Regions from separate parts of the Homo sapiens genome. Here region 2 is linked to region 1. Evidence: chromatin contacts called from ENCODE Hi-C data. All regions are on one chromosome and are shown on one strand. Each heading gives the region's core, a stretch centred on a gene start or an enhancer-like site at or near the end of the contact. The rest is flanking DNA. Distances are from core to core; before and after follow the strand shown.

Region 1 (7,292 bases), core at 2,992-5,491:
AGAATAAAGATAATGATGCCTCTTTGATCTGAAATACCAGTTTTTAAACTTTTAATGTTCTGAAGTATAAGTAAACACATCTCAACAGCTTTACATATTTTCATATATTTTATTTTTTAAACTCTCATAACTTTGCAAGCTAGCAGTAAAATATTGCCTTCAATATTTTACTAATTAGCACCGTATACCTTTTAAAGCTAACTGGAACATTGATTCATTATAAATGATTGTAAAATAAAATGATCATTTCAAATGCCAAATTAATCTCAAATAACAAGTGAACTATTATTAATTTTATCTCTTTTTTTGGCTCTACGCACAAAGATGTATTTCAAAGATGAACTTAATTATATTAGTATCAGTTTTGTCAATCTAGCAAATCAAAGTATCACAGTTTAAAGCAATATTTAATCTCTGAAATTACTAGAGGCATACAAGAAAGTTAAGGAATCAGCTACAAAAACAAAAGATACTACATAACTGATTTATAGTCCCTTATTTTTTAAAAGAATGAGGAAATAACTCAATGAAAAATTCCATGGTGCCAAGTATCAGTTACACATATGGTTAAGTATACGTCAGTATTCTCTGTTTTGCTTATCAGAGTTTGGCCTTACCAAAAACCATCGAAATGTCCAGGATAACTCACAGGGACAGCTGGAAGCCTGAAATAAAATTGCTCAGTGCAAAAAGATCCCAAACCATTCATATAATTTTAAATGGAAGCCTAGACATTTAATCCCTATTTTTAATGTTCACATCTGAAAAATCTTTCAAAAATATGGAAAAAATCTAATTATACTAAAATTACTTCCACACATTCAAAAAAAATTTTTAAGGGATATTTTCTTTCCTGTTTTCTGCTAAAAGCATTCCTCTGAGCTATGGGGTTAAGTTCTGAGCCACGACTGACTGCTTACTAGCATGCCTGTTTTGCATACCAGTAGAATCAAGTCCAGTTTTGCCATTTGTGGATAACTATGACAAGATACAAAAGCATGTGTTTGCCATAAATAGCCCTGGCTAACAGCAAACCGCTCACACTGAGCAGATCAAATTCTCTATAAGGAGCACAGTCTGGACCATAGCCAAATCCCACTACTAATGTTTAAGACTGCTATTATCAATTCCTATTCCAATTCAATTTGCAAAATATATTCAGAAATAGTAGGTGAAATGACTGTTCCGAAACATCAGAAGTATCATTAAACTTTTAAAGGACATTTTACAAATTATTTTCATTACGACCAAATAAGCAATAAGAGCTTCCTGCTTCTACTATACAACTACTTAGAAATGTAAATGTGAATAAAAAAATAACTATGCTAATTTATCCAGAGAACAAATCAGATATTGAAAAGTATTTATGCCAAAGTGCAAAAAATAATTTCTGATCTTCATATTAACACATAGGAAATAAATACACTAATGTTTATAAAAGTACCATTCTTTAACAATGGTATTTTATATTAGTTGGCCTTAAGATAGAATACTTTTTAAACCAAATAGATCCAACAAATCTGGAAAATATCACACATGAATGCTGTACAAAAAAAATTCTCAAATGACCAGTGCAGAGATTAGTAATAGCTGTTTTTACCCTAGAAGTTGTTTCACATAACATTTTGCAAAATTTCCAAGGAAAACAAGGCAACGTTCTGTAATATGCCACAATTTTTATTGCAACGTGGCCATTTTTGTGAGGGTGGGGAGTTTGATCTCAAAACAATGTTCCATTTAAGGCTCTTTTATACAGAAATTGCCATCATGACTGATATTCAAAATATCTTTAGTGTTGCAGGACTCACATGGTAAACATAAAACTCCTACACTTATTCAGTAGTGTACACTCAATGGAAAACAAAAAGGCATTAATAACAGCTATTTCTTTTAAGAAGATATGCAGGTAACAGGAATGAACACTGAGGTACTAGGATAAGTTGATGACACAGTTAACAAAACTTAATTGGCATTCCTTTTAGGATATTAAACTTATTACAAAAAGTGCTTTTAATGCATAGTGTTATATCCGTGCTGCCATATCACTAAAATAGGCTTGCCAAGGCAGGTGAGGTGTATGAATGCTCAAGCCTCACAGAACTGCAATCAAGTGCCAACTATAAATAATACTGAAAAAAGTTGACCATCTGACCAGTGGATAATACTTTCAAGGCATTCAATTAGCTTATCCTTTGCAGTATTCTAAGCTATTCACATTGACGATCACATACATTGTAGTGCTTGCTGCAAGGGAGGCATATAACCAGTTGTTTTGGCTAAAATATGACAGGAAGGCATTCCTTGGGTTCTATATAAAAGTAACAGTATTCAACAGTCTAATGGCAATCACTGATAGGCTGCTTAAATAAATGATATTTCCTTCATTCATTGTGTTGGAAGGGCCCAGTGGAAAGGGGGAAATACAACAAAAAACCAAAACCTAATACTATTCCAATGGACTGAGCTGGAGAAATGGAAGCTCCTTAAGATCCAGATGGCACTTGACTGTCATTTTATAATGGTTTTCCTTCAAGTGAAACTACTACATTGCCTCCCAATTTCTCTCCAAGTGTCGAACGGTCCTTAATATCATCCAAGCCATTTACTTGCCACTCATGTTTAATACCTAAAAAGAAAAAACATTATCCTATTACTTTATTATAATTAATAAAGAATAATTTCTCTGCCCCAAATATTCAAGTTTGTACCTGTAAATTTCTTTTTAATGGCATCTTTAGAGCTAGCATAAATCATCTTGCTTTTTAAAGGTGCACTTTCAGGAGCCCTACAGAAAAAAAAAAAATTATTGAATCCCATTTATAAGAAAAACAAAGGTAAGACTGACTATGATAATAATAATCCTTGCATTTTAAAAGTACTTTTTTCTTTTGTTTTTACACACCAGAATATAAATACTAGGTCTTCTTTCTTAGACTCTTTTGTTTCGTATGTGGCATCGTACAAAGCATATCGGCAATCATTCAGAGGTAGCAACTTCACAAAAGATGTGTAGGGGTCCTCTACAGTATCACCAATGTCACCCACCAAGATCTGCTTTGCTTCCTCTACAATTATTTGTCTTTTGTCATCGCTTAAACAGAAGAGAACTGCTTTCTTTCTCTTTTTGATCTCCTCTTGTGTAGAAGATTTCCTTACTTTCATATCATTAAAAACTTTGATGACTTCATCATTCACTGTAACTCCAGAAGCCTGAAAATAAACACAGAACAGTAATTCAGAACACGTATTTTGGTTTTAACCAAAATTACTGTTTGCCTAGAGAAGACTCACTTTAGTCTGGACATCAAAAATTGCACCGTACCATGTAAGTCGTCCAATCAGATTTGTCACATTTTAAGAATCAGTAGACGATACAGCGAAGGAGTCTAACTCATCCTGCCCATTCATCCTTCTTAAAGGGGTTTGGACGTGGAAGCGAAAGGGACAAATACAAGTTGTCCCATCCCTGAAATGTTTCCTATTTCACTGGGTGATGTCAGAGCTTCAGGAGTGGCAGCAAAAATACCTTCTGTATTGTGTCAACTCGGCTGGCCTTAAAAAAACACTTTTGGATTTCAGTTAATGCTTCTACTATTTTTTTCTTTAAAGTCATCCTAGCCACTGACGTTTCCTCATAAGGAAAGAGAATCAAGTGTAAACTCCAAACCGCCCACGGCCCACACACAGCTCACATGCAGACACTCCAAAACTAACTGATCGAGTGTAAAAGCTTTTACGGCGAGAAAGCATTTTAAAAAGTGTTTTCCCTCTTCCTTAATCTCCCCGTAAGGGTTTTATTACAGGCCGTCCAGACCCTGACCCACACAGCGTTCGCAGCACGTACCAATTTTAAAGCCTCGCGTGTTAAGTAAAATTAGGAAGCGAAGGGCAAAGGCGGCGCGAGCGGCTGCAGTCCGCAGACCCTCTCGCGCCCCCGCCCGCCCGGCCCCGACCCCCAACCTGCGCCGACGCCCGGGCCCTCCCCGCCCCCCAAAATCCAAAGAGCAGCAGGGCAGGGCCTGACGGCCGGAGGGCAGGCCGGTCGGCTGGAGAGCAGCGGAGCCGCAGAGCAGAAGCGCCCACCTTGGAGGCCAAAATCAGGTTAAAATGGCGGCCTCACTCCCGGGGCCGTGCGGGGGGCTTTTCTCGCCTCGCCGCGGCCTCCCGGCCAGCGCGCTCGTCTTACCATAGTGCCCTCGGCTGTGGCTGCGGCGGCAGCTCGGGCTTCGGCTCTGTGGCACTGGGAGGAGAAGGAGGGGCGGGCGAGCGGGTGGGCAGCGGAGAGTGCGGGGCACGCCGGGAGCTGCAGCCCGAGGGAGGTGGCGGGGCTCGGCGGGCCGCAGGCAGCGGGCGGGGCGGTCACGTGGGCACGCCTGGTCCCCAGCCGGCGCCACCCGCTCCCAGGCCGGCCCTTCTGTCTCGCGGCCCCGGCTCCCCGGCTGTCCGCGTCCTCGGCCTGACCTCAGAGCGCGAGCCCTGCAGGCCGGGGGGGGCGACGCGGTGGTAGCGGAGCCCGGGAGCCTGGCAGAGCCGCCTCCAGCCCCCGAGCATCACCCGTCAAGCCGGTGGGAGAGAGTGCTGGGCTCCCAGAGGGGCGTTTCCACCGCCTCCGTAGGGCCCTGCGCCAGGGGTGGGTGCGTGTGAGGGGAACTCCTGCGAAGGTGTCTTTCCTTATTTACCTGTGGTTTTCCCGAAAGAGGCTGGATTTCGACATTTTGAGTCTTTTTGGAAAACCCCCAGTTGTTTAGAGATAAATGAGAATAAATACTACACGAGATTGCTCCAGTTGATAGTACTTAGCAAAAACAAAATGATACGCAGTGTTGGTAAATCACTTTTCAAAACTCTGGTTGAAATAATAATTATGATTAAAAAATTACGTGGTAGCATTCCTTAGTAATATCCTTTTACATTTTAGACTTCATAGGAAATGGATTGTACTCTCTCTTAGAGATTTCATGAAGCTCCAGCTATGACAGCTGATATCAAATAAGCCGACGCAGCCTCTTCTAGCAAAGCCCATATAACTGCGCCAAGGCAGTTTCTCTTTTTTTAATCTTAACTCCTCCATACCTCAGGGTTCTTCATGTGTAAAACAAACTGTTATTAAATTATCGTTAAGGCCCTTTCCAGCTTTAGATTTCAGTTTCTGAGTATATCAATGTTCAGTAGGAAATGGTGTGTTTTTGGTGGTCTCAGGATTGAGGTTAGGCAGGAAAGTCATGAGATGGTGTTTGCCCTAGATTGCGTGATAAGTTCTTTCAGCCCAAATTTACTGTATTTTAAATGGAACATGCTAGGCATTGAAACAGACCTATTTTTCTGTCTATATCTTGGGTTTGTTTTCTTAATTGGAAGATAGACTTCGTTTAGAGACAAAAATTGAGAAGGGATTTCCCAATGTCTAAGCATGAATCCCAAGCAAGTGGATAATACTTTATATCTAGCTGGTACATTACAATTTATGGAACCTTTCACTTTATCTGTTGAACTTCCAAGAAGTCATGGAGAATGTCTCTCCAGAGCTCTGATCATCTGCTATGTGTAGGTATTAGCAAATTCCTGTTCGCTTCATCTTGCGGTTACCTTCCCTTCCCAACCTCAGAGATTTGCAGCAGCCCCAGCAGAGACCAGGTCTGATGACACTGGGGCCTAAAGTGGGTGTCAGAACCTTACCCACCAAAGCTGGGGATTCCAAAGATGCTAGTCACCCCCTAGCTCGGACTCCAACCCCTTTCCATGCCTCCCATTCTCTCTTACCCTCCCCAAACAGAGATGGTAATTCACATGTTCTAAGATTCTTTTCCTGAAGTTATTTTTGTCTTGCATATATTTTGTTACATTATAATAACTTGTTTATGTCTTCTGCCACCCTACTGCGCTGTAAGCTCCTTAAGGATCTGAGTCCTGGTTATCTTTGAATTTCTGGAACCTGACAGATAGTAGGTGCTTAATAGGTGCTGAAATAATACATTTAAGATGCTTTAGTGCTGTAAAGAGAATGAAAAGGAAGCTTCTGAAAATTGTGAAGCCTTTCTACATGCCCTTGTGAGCATGGCACTGAGAATGTCAGGGCCAGTAGCAGCTTCCTGCCTTCACCTCTGTGAGTTATAACCAGAACTTACCACCACTTGGTAAAGGGGCAGCATTGCCAATCATTGCTGCATGAATTTTGGTCACTGTGTAGTGGAGGGGGATCTGAGTGTCAGATACCACATGTATTAGCGTTCGACTGTTGCTATAACAAATTACCATAAAATTACTTGTTTAAAACAACACAAATTTATTATTTATGGTCTTACAGAGTCAGAGAAACAAGTCTCTCTCTCTATATATATATATTTAAGAGATAGTCTCTGGTTCTGTTGCCCACCCAGGTTGCTGGAGTGCAGGATGTGATCATAGCTCACTGCAGCCTCATACTCCTGGCCTCAAGTGAGCCTCCTGCCTCAGCCTCCCGAGTAGTTGGGATTACAGGCATGAACCACCACAACTAGCAGAAATAAGCCTGATGGGGCTAAAGTCAAGAGACTGTAGTGGGAGACTCCTTTGCCTTTTCCAACATCTAGAGGCTGCCCATCATTTTTTTTTTTTTTTTTTGAGATGGAGTCTCACTCTGTCACCCAGGCTGGAGTGCAGTGGTGCTATCTCGGCTCACTGCAAACTCCGCCTCCTGGGTTCACACCATTCTCCTGCCTTAGCCTCCTGAGTAGCTGGGACTACAGGCACCCGCCACCATGCCCGGCTAATTTTTTGTATTTTTAGTAGAGATGGGGTTTCACCGTGTTAGCGAGGATGGTCTTGATCTCCTGACCTTGTGATCCGCCCACCTTGGCCTCCCAAAGTGCTGGGATTACAGGTGCGAGCCACCACACTCGACCTGCCCATCATCTTTGGCCTGTGGCCCCAGGCAGCAGTCGCATCACTCTGACCTCTGCCTCAGTCATCACATTTCCTCTGACTCTCTCTCTCCTGCCTCCGTCTTCCACTTATAAGGACCATTATGGTTACTTTGGACCCCACTTGGTAGTTTAGGATAATTCCCCCTCTCAAGATCCTTAACTTAATCACATCTGCAAAGTCTGTTTTTTCGTACAAGTTAACATTCAAAGACTTTGGAGGTTAGGACAGGAACACCTTTGTGAGGAGGGGTTGCATTATTCTGCCTACCATACAACTGTTCTGAGCAATTTCAAGCTCAAGCAAACAATTAATAGGTGTGACAGAGGGACCCCGAACAATGTGGTACTAGATACTTTTGTGCTGTAAACATCTAAGCTATAATTATCCAT
Region 2 (7,292 bases), core at 1,526-4,025, 960 kb after region 1:
CACGAGATCAACAGTTCGAGACCATCCTGGCCAACATGGTAAAACCCCAACTCTAGTAAAAATACAAAAATTAACTGGGCATGGTGGCGCACCTGTAGTCCCAGCTACTCGGGAGGCTGAGGCAGGAGAATCGCTTGAACCCGGGAGGCGGAAGTTACAGTGAGCTGAGATCGTGCCACTGAACTCCAGTCTAGCGACAGAGCGAGACTCCATCTCAAACAACAACAACAACAACAAAACTTAACTGTTTATCTAATATAGCATTATAATCTGATTCCTGGCATTCAAGGCCTTTCCAAAACGTAGTCTAAAGCAGTGCTTCTCAATCTTTAATGATTTTGCCACTTACTTGTGATCTAGTTAAAATGCAGATTCTGATTCAGTAAGTAGGTCCAGGATGGGGTCTGAGATTCTGCATTACTAATAAGCACCCAGATCATGCCAAAAGTTTCTGGTGTGCAGATCACACTTTGGGTAGCAAAGATCTAAAGTACCTTTCTAAGGGGACCTTCACACACTGTTGGTGGGAATGTAAATTAGTATAGCTGCTATGGAGAACAGTAAGGAGGTTCCTCGAAAAATCAAAAATAGAACTTCCATATGATCCAGCAATTCCACAATTGGATATACATACAAAGGAAAGGAAATCAAGATATCAAAAAGATACCTGCACTCTTGTGTTTACCACACACTATTCACAACAGCCAAGACATGGACTCAACCTACATGCCCATCAACAAATGAATGGATAAAGAAAATGTGGTACTTATACACAATGAAACATTAGCCATGAAAAAGAACAAAATCCTGTCATCTGCAGCAACATGGGTAGAACTGGAGAACATTATGTTAACTGAAATAAGCCAAGCACAGAAAGACAAATGCCACATGTTCTCTTTCATATGTGGGAGCTAAAGTGGATTTCATGAAGATAATAGATTGGTGGTTACCAGAGGCCCGGAAGCAGGGAAAGGAGGAAAGAAGGGGGAAAAAAATAATACAAATGTATTTAAAATGTAAGGCTGGGCATGGTGGCTCACGCCTGTAATCCTAGGACTTTGGGAGGCTGAGGTGGGCAGATCACCTAAGGTCAGGAGTTCAAGACCAGCCTGGCCAAAATGGTGAAACCTCGTCTCTGCCAAAAATACAAAAATTAGCCTGGCATGATGGCGCGGGCCTGTAGCCCCAGCTATTCGGGAGGCTGAGGCAAAAGAATCACTTGAACCTGGGAGGCAGAGATTGCAGTGAGCCAAGATCGCATTACTGCACTCCAGTCCGAGTGACAGAGACAGATTTTGTCTCAAAAAAAAAAAAAATGTACATTAAAAAATGATAGCTCAGGTGCTCATGACTGTAATCCCAGCACCTTACAAGGCCAAGGCAGGGAGGATTACTTGAGCCCAGGAATTCAAGACCAGCCTGGGCAACATGGTGAGACCCTGTTTCTACAAAAAGTTAAAAACATTACCAGATATGGTGCCTGGGACTCTAGGTGTGTGCCTATAGTCTCAGCTACTTGGGATCTGTTGTGGGAGGATTGCTTAAGCCCAGGAGGTAAAGGCTGCAGTGAGCCTCGATTGTGCCACTGCACTCCAATCTGTGCTACAGAGCAAGACCCTGATATCTCAAAAACAAAACAAAACAAAACAAAATAAAAATTGAAATGATAAAAATGGTAAATTAGATATGTATACTTTATCTCAATGATTTTTTTTTTAAATAAAGTACCTTTCAATTCTTTTTGCCTATTACACTCTTACAGATTAACTAGCTCCTAAACAAAATGGATTATTTGTCATTCCTTGAACACATCTCACTCATGCCTGTTTACCTCTGCCTGGAACACTGTCTCTCATCTCCATTTTTACTTAAACAAATACTACTAATCTTTCAGGGACATATTTATGTATATTTTCCATGAAACCTCCATGATATCCCTAAACAAATAAGATCTCTCCATTCTCTGAATCACCAAATAATTTTAACAAACTCTTACATTGCACATATAACGTGTCACATAGTGTTCCAACCATGTTACAAATCCTTATAAAATAATCCTATACGGCAGGTTATCTTTCTTTATTTTTTTTTGAGACTGAGTTTCGCTCTTGTTGCCCAGGCTGGAGTGCAATGGTGCGATCTCGGCTCACTGCAAACTCTGCCTCCTGGGTTCAAGCGATTCTCCTGTGTCAGCCTCCCCAGTAGCTGGGATTACAGGCATGTGCCACCAGGCCCAGCTAATTTTGTATTTTTAGTAGAGATGGGGTTTCTCCATGTTGGTCAGACTAGTCTTGAACTCCTGACCTCAGGTGATCCACCCGCCTCAGCCTCCCAAAGTGCTGGGAGTACAGGTGTGAACCACCATGCCTGGCCATCTTTATTTTATAGATGAAGAAACTGAGACACAGAGACATTCAGTAACTTGCCCAAGGTCACACAGCTAATAAGTGGCAGAGCCAGGATTTGAACCCAAGCAGGTCAGCTCTAGACAATGCTTTTAACTACTATGATGTGCTCCTCCTATTGGTATCTATTTGATGCCCAACATTCTGTAGTTGTTAATATACTTCTCCAAATCCCCAGCAGTAGACATTATGTTGCTTGAGCACAAAGTATTATCCAGTTTATTCTATATCCCTCTGTATTCCACCTACAAAAACATTCTGTACGCAAGGGGAGGGGGAAGTTTAATAACCACAAAAGGGCTCAGTACAATGTTGAGTAGTACTAGGTGCTAAATGAACACATATTCAATAACTGACCAAGCATGGTGCTATGCTAGGCTCCGGAGATACCAAGATGAGTAAGACATGATTACTGTTCTCAGGGAACTGGAAAAACAGGGTTATACAGCTATAAATACCGCTGCTGCTTTGTCTGTTTACACTAGGTGACTGTATCCACTTTCATGGCTTTAAATATCATCTATAAGCTAATGTTGCCCAGCTTTTATTTTCAGTCCTGACATGTCCCTTGAGTATATGCAATTATTCTTCTGACATCTTCCTCATGGATGTCTAATACACATCTTACTAGGCCCCAAATAGAACTCCTTCTATTCACTATTGATCTTTCACTCTTGCAGCTAAACAATGAAATAAGGTATGTTAAACTGCTCTTCAAGTTATACAGTACTAGACAAGTATGTTTTTCTCACAAAAACTCTTAGTTTTTTACAGTAGACTTCCAGTTAATTATTATTTTTCATTTACACTTTGCTCCAGAGTGATCCTTCCAAAATATGAATTTGATCATGTCACTCCTTGCTTAAAATCCTTCAATGGTTACTCATTCCTTCCTTAGGCTTCTATCTAATGTTTTCAGCATTATTGCCTTCCTCTCTAGCTCACCTCTGCCATTTATGGATGAACATATTCCATTTATACTGATTTACTTAGCATTGTCTCACAGTTCCACGACCATATGAAAAAATCTTCACATGCAATTTGAGAGTTTACTCCTGGCTGGGCACGGTGGCTCACGCCTGTAATCCCAGCACTTTGGGAGGCTGAGGCGGGCAGATCACAAGGTCAGGAGTTCGAGACCAGCCTGACCAACATGGTGAAACCCCGTCACTACTAAAAATAGAAAAATTAGCTGGGTGTGGTGGTGCCTGCCTGTAATCCCAGCTATTGAAGAGGCTGAGGCAGGAGAATCACTTGGACCTGTGAGGCGGAGGCTGCAGTGAGCCAAGATCGCACCACTGCACTCCAGCCTGGGCGACAGAGTAAGACTTCCATCTCAAAAAAAAAAAAAGAGAGAGAGAGAGTTTGCTCCTAGGACATATGTCCTTCTATGGTGGATGCCTTACCAAGTTTCTTTTTTTTAATTTTTAAATATATAATTGTTAAAGACAATATATATTCAGGGTGTACAACACGATGATTTGATACACACATACACTGTGTAATGATGACTCACCATTGTTTCTTACCTCTTGCTATAGCCCATTGCTCTTTCTTTGCTTTCTTCCCTCCGTTTCTTTAGATTTCCTCAACTTTAAATCCTGTTCTGCTTATCAGATTTTACTGATTTTAGTGCTTTCTTATATTTCAGATTTCTTGCTTACTTTTTTTAATGTAGGAGAAGCAATCAATTCCAATTAAATTGCAAAATTTCCTGATTATCAGCTTGTTATGTTTTATCAACTTTGTTAGTTGAATCCTGGCTAAAGTTTGTTATATGATAAGGAACAGGAAATGACTTACATTGAGAAAAGCTGAAGAAGCCACTCTACCAGCTGCTACAATAAAATCCATAATAAGCATTGTGGCACCAGGCAAACCAAGTGAAAAAAATTGAGGTGAGCAGTGTTTGATGATTGTATTGACAATATCCTTAGAATAAGGAAAGAAGGAAAAAAGAATATCACATATGTAATCTTGAGTATCAGCTAATCAGTATCATTAAAAATAGATAACATATGAAATAATAAAAAAGGTAATTACTGTACATTGGCTAACTGGAAAGACTAATTTCAATTCTTCCAAATAATCCATGCTTAATATTATATTCTATCAATGGAAAGTAAACTGAAAATACATTCATTTAACTGGCATAAATAACAGCATTTTTTTCACACTAGAGATTAAGGAAGGCTCTTTGCTTCACAAGGTTAAAAGTACAAGGCCCACACAATGTAAAACTAAACTGCATAGCAGTTTTCTCCTGTCACCTAGTTGCTTCTGTGCAATAACTCTCATTTCTGAATCCACATGACCCGTTACGTGACAATTGGAAAGATTCTCTTTTTAAAATAAACTGAAGTCCTTTAATGATAGGTATCAAGCCTCAGAAATCTAGACCTAGGCACTTTTAAGGGAATGTTCCTAACTTCATTATTCATTTACTTTGCCTTTGGAATTTACTATGAGGATACAGTGTATTCAGTTGTATTATTCATTACAACTTATCTTAAACAAAAGCTCTCTTCTTCTAATAATTAAGAGAGTCATTTTACTTGAGACATGTTTACAAGGTAGCACACTAATTTTAAATTAATGCAAAAATTTTACATTTTTCAGAAAGATATTATCTTTTAATATTAATATACTCTGTAAATGACCTACGAGTTCATCATATTAGGATAAACATATTTACATTATTCTGACTTGCAACCTCCTACACTTGTTAGTTTATGGCCAATATCAAGACTCCCAAAGTAATTCTAAGGTTATATTTATGACTATTTAATGATTATACCTCATATAATTATCAAATCAATGTAACTGTCACTATGCCAATATAATTGACAGTAATAAGAAAATGTGATGTGCTGATTCTTAGATTGAAAAAAACCTGACTGTTGCATAACTAGATAAACGAATCCATATGCCTCAAGTATCAGTCACAAAATGCCTAAGAGTAGGTACATTAGAATATTATTAAAGAAAGGTATCAGCCTAAGCAAAGGATGGTTTAATTGCTTCAAAAAGTGAACTGGTTGGTACAACATTAAAGATGGAGAACTACTCAAGTCAATCCTCTACCTACAATAATAGCTTGATTTTCAACCATGTTTCAAGAACAAATAAGGTCATAAAATTGAAGTAAATTGTATATAAATCACTAAATAAGGGGGAGAGTTTAACTTCTAGACCTTAAAAAGCAAGAGTTAAACAGAATCAAGAATCAAAGATAATATGATATAAACTACTTCTTAGATGATACATATATATATAGTTACCTGGTCAATATGAAGTAATCCACAATGCATTATATTGTAGAAATGTGTTAGAAAATCTCTATTTGGAGAAACATCTTGTCTTCTTTTCATTGTATTACAAATAAGTTTATATGCATGTAATTTACCTTGTTTATATTTATCAGTCAACATGGTTGCCTAAAATTAAAAGATCAGTTTTAATGTTCAAAAAGAAATACTATTTGCTAAATAACTTAAGCAACTGAATATAGCAAACGATGTATATAATCTCATTTATTTCCATGTTGGCCCAATTTCTTTAATGAACTAAAATTCAGGATTAGTGAAATTATCATCATCCAAAATGATACAATGTAGGTATAACCATAAACTGTTCCACTTAGGAAAATGTACCAAACATATCAATACTTAAAATAATTAAATCTTTTGGCTGGGCACAGTGGCTTAAGCCTGTAATCCCAGCACTTTGGAAGACCAAGGCAGAAGGGTCTCTTGAGGCCAGGAGTTTGAGACCAGCCTGGGCAACATAGAGAAACTCTGTCTTTACAAAAAAATAAAAAATTAGCCAGGCACGGTGGCACACGCCTGTAGTAGTCTCAGCTACTTGGAAGGCTGAAGTGGGAGGATTGCTTGAGCCCAGGAGTTCAAGGCTGCAGTGAGCTGTGATCATGCCACTGCACTCCAAGTCTGGGTGACTGAGTGAGGCCCTGTCTTTTAAAAAACAAACAAAAAAGAATTAAAATTTTTTTTTTGAGACGGAGTTTCGCTCTCATCACACAGGCTGGAGTGCAATGGCGCCATCTCAGCTCACTGCAACCTCCGCCTCCTATGTTCAAGCGATTCTCCTGCCTCAGCCTCTCGAGTAGCTGGGATTACAGGTGCCCACCACCATGCCCAGCTAATTTTTTGTATTTTTAGTAGAGACAGGGTTTCACCATGTTGGCCAGGCTGGTCTCAAACTCCTGACCTCATGTGATCCACCCGGCTCAGCCTCCCAAAGTGCTGCGATTACAGGTGTGAGTCACCTCACCCGGTCACAACTTTTAATACACAGCATATTCTGTGATACAACTCAAAGTTTATACTTCAGTTAAATACAATACAGACATACCTCTCTATATTCACTTTTGTTTTATGAAATAATCAAAAGCAATAAATCCCGAGTAATTTTAGTATGCACATTCTCTTCTCTATATAATGCCTAATGACTTCCTAAGGATACTGGTTAAAAACTAAGTGCTCTAGAAGTCTATATAATAGCCAAAATCTCTATAAAAAGTTTAAGATTTAGTAAATGAGAAGTTTTAAACTAATATTTTATATATTAAGCTTACCTTAAAAAGCCAAGGTGTAAGAATTCTCAGTGGAGGAATTAAAACTGGTGGAGAAGGGGAGGTCAGGTTATCAGTTGAAATGCCAAGGTTATCTCTAATCTGTAATTTTCAAATAAAAAGCAACAAACCTAAGAAAACTGTTATCTCTTCCAGTTTACCTTAAACTGAATTTCAAATCCAGTTTCTACACTTACTATTTAATTACAATTAAGTGACTTTGCCATGCAGGGTACCAGTTTATAGTCAAAAAGGGTGTCACAAATGTTTTCTAAGGCTTCTTCTATTTTTAAATA

Evidence for each region. A loop is a pair of places that touch in the nucleus more often than their neighbours do. Pooled maps may share reads with other maps.
Region 2: a map with no recorded cell type shows a loop between it and region 1 (5-fold over the local background). The contact joins the enhancer-like site here to the promoter of CFL2 in region 1. A Hi-C loop is called at or near these places in 1 of 37 single-sample maps with no recorded cell type and 3 of 50 pooled maps.

What each region holds. Positions count from the first base shown.
Region 1 is chr14:34,710,352-34,717,643 of GRCh38, forward strand. It overlaps CFL2 (cofilin 2), which reads right to left and starts at 4,242. Exons shown (of 4, transcript NM_138638.5): 1 at 4,187-4,242; 2 at 2,903-3,210; 3 at 2,709-2,785; 4 at 1-2,626. The coding sequence starts at 4,189. The coding sequence ends at 2,514. RefSeq lists silencers at 3,939-3,998, 4,089-4,678.
Region 2 is chr14:35,667,181-35,674,472 of GRCh38, forward strand. RALGAPA1 (Ral GTPase activating protein catalytic subunit alpha 1) reads right to left here. Exons shown (of 42, transcript NM_001346249.2): 24 at 7,000-7,098; 25 at 5,687-5,842; 26 at 4,209-4,337. Among named protein-coding and RNA genes, the nearest start is that of SNORA101B, 92 kb to the right of the region's middle. Within about 2 kb of position 2,776, at least 3 of the 41 ENCODE cell types and tissues checked have a DNase peak (open chromatin) inside an H3K27ac peak, as active enhancers do.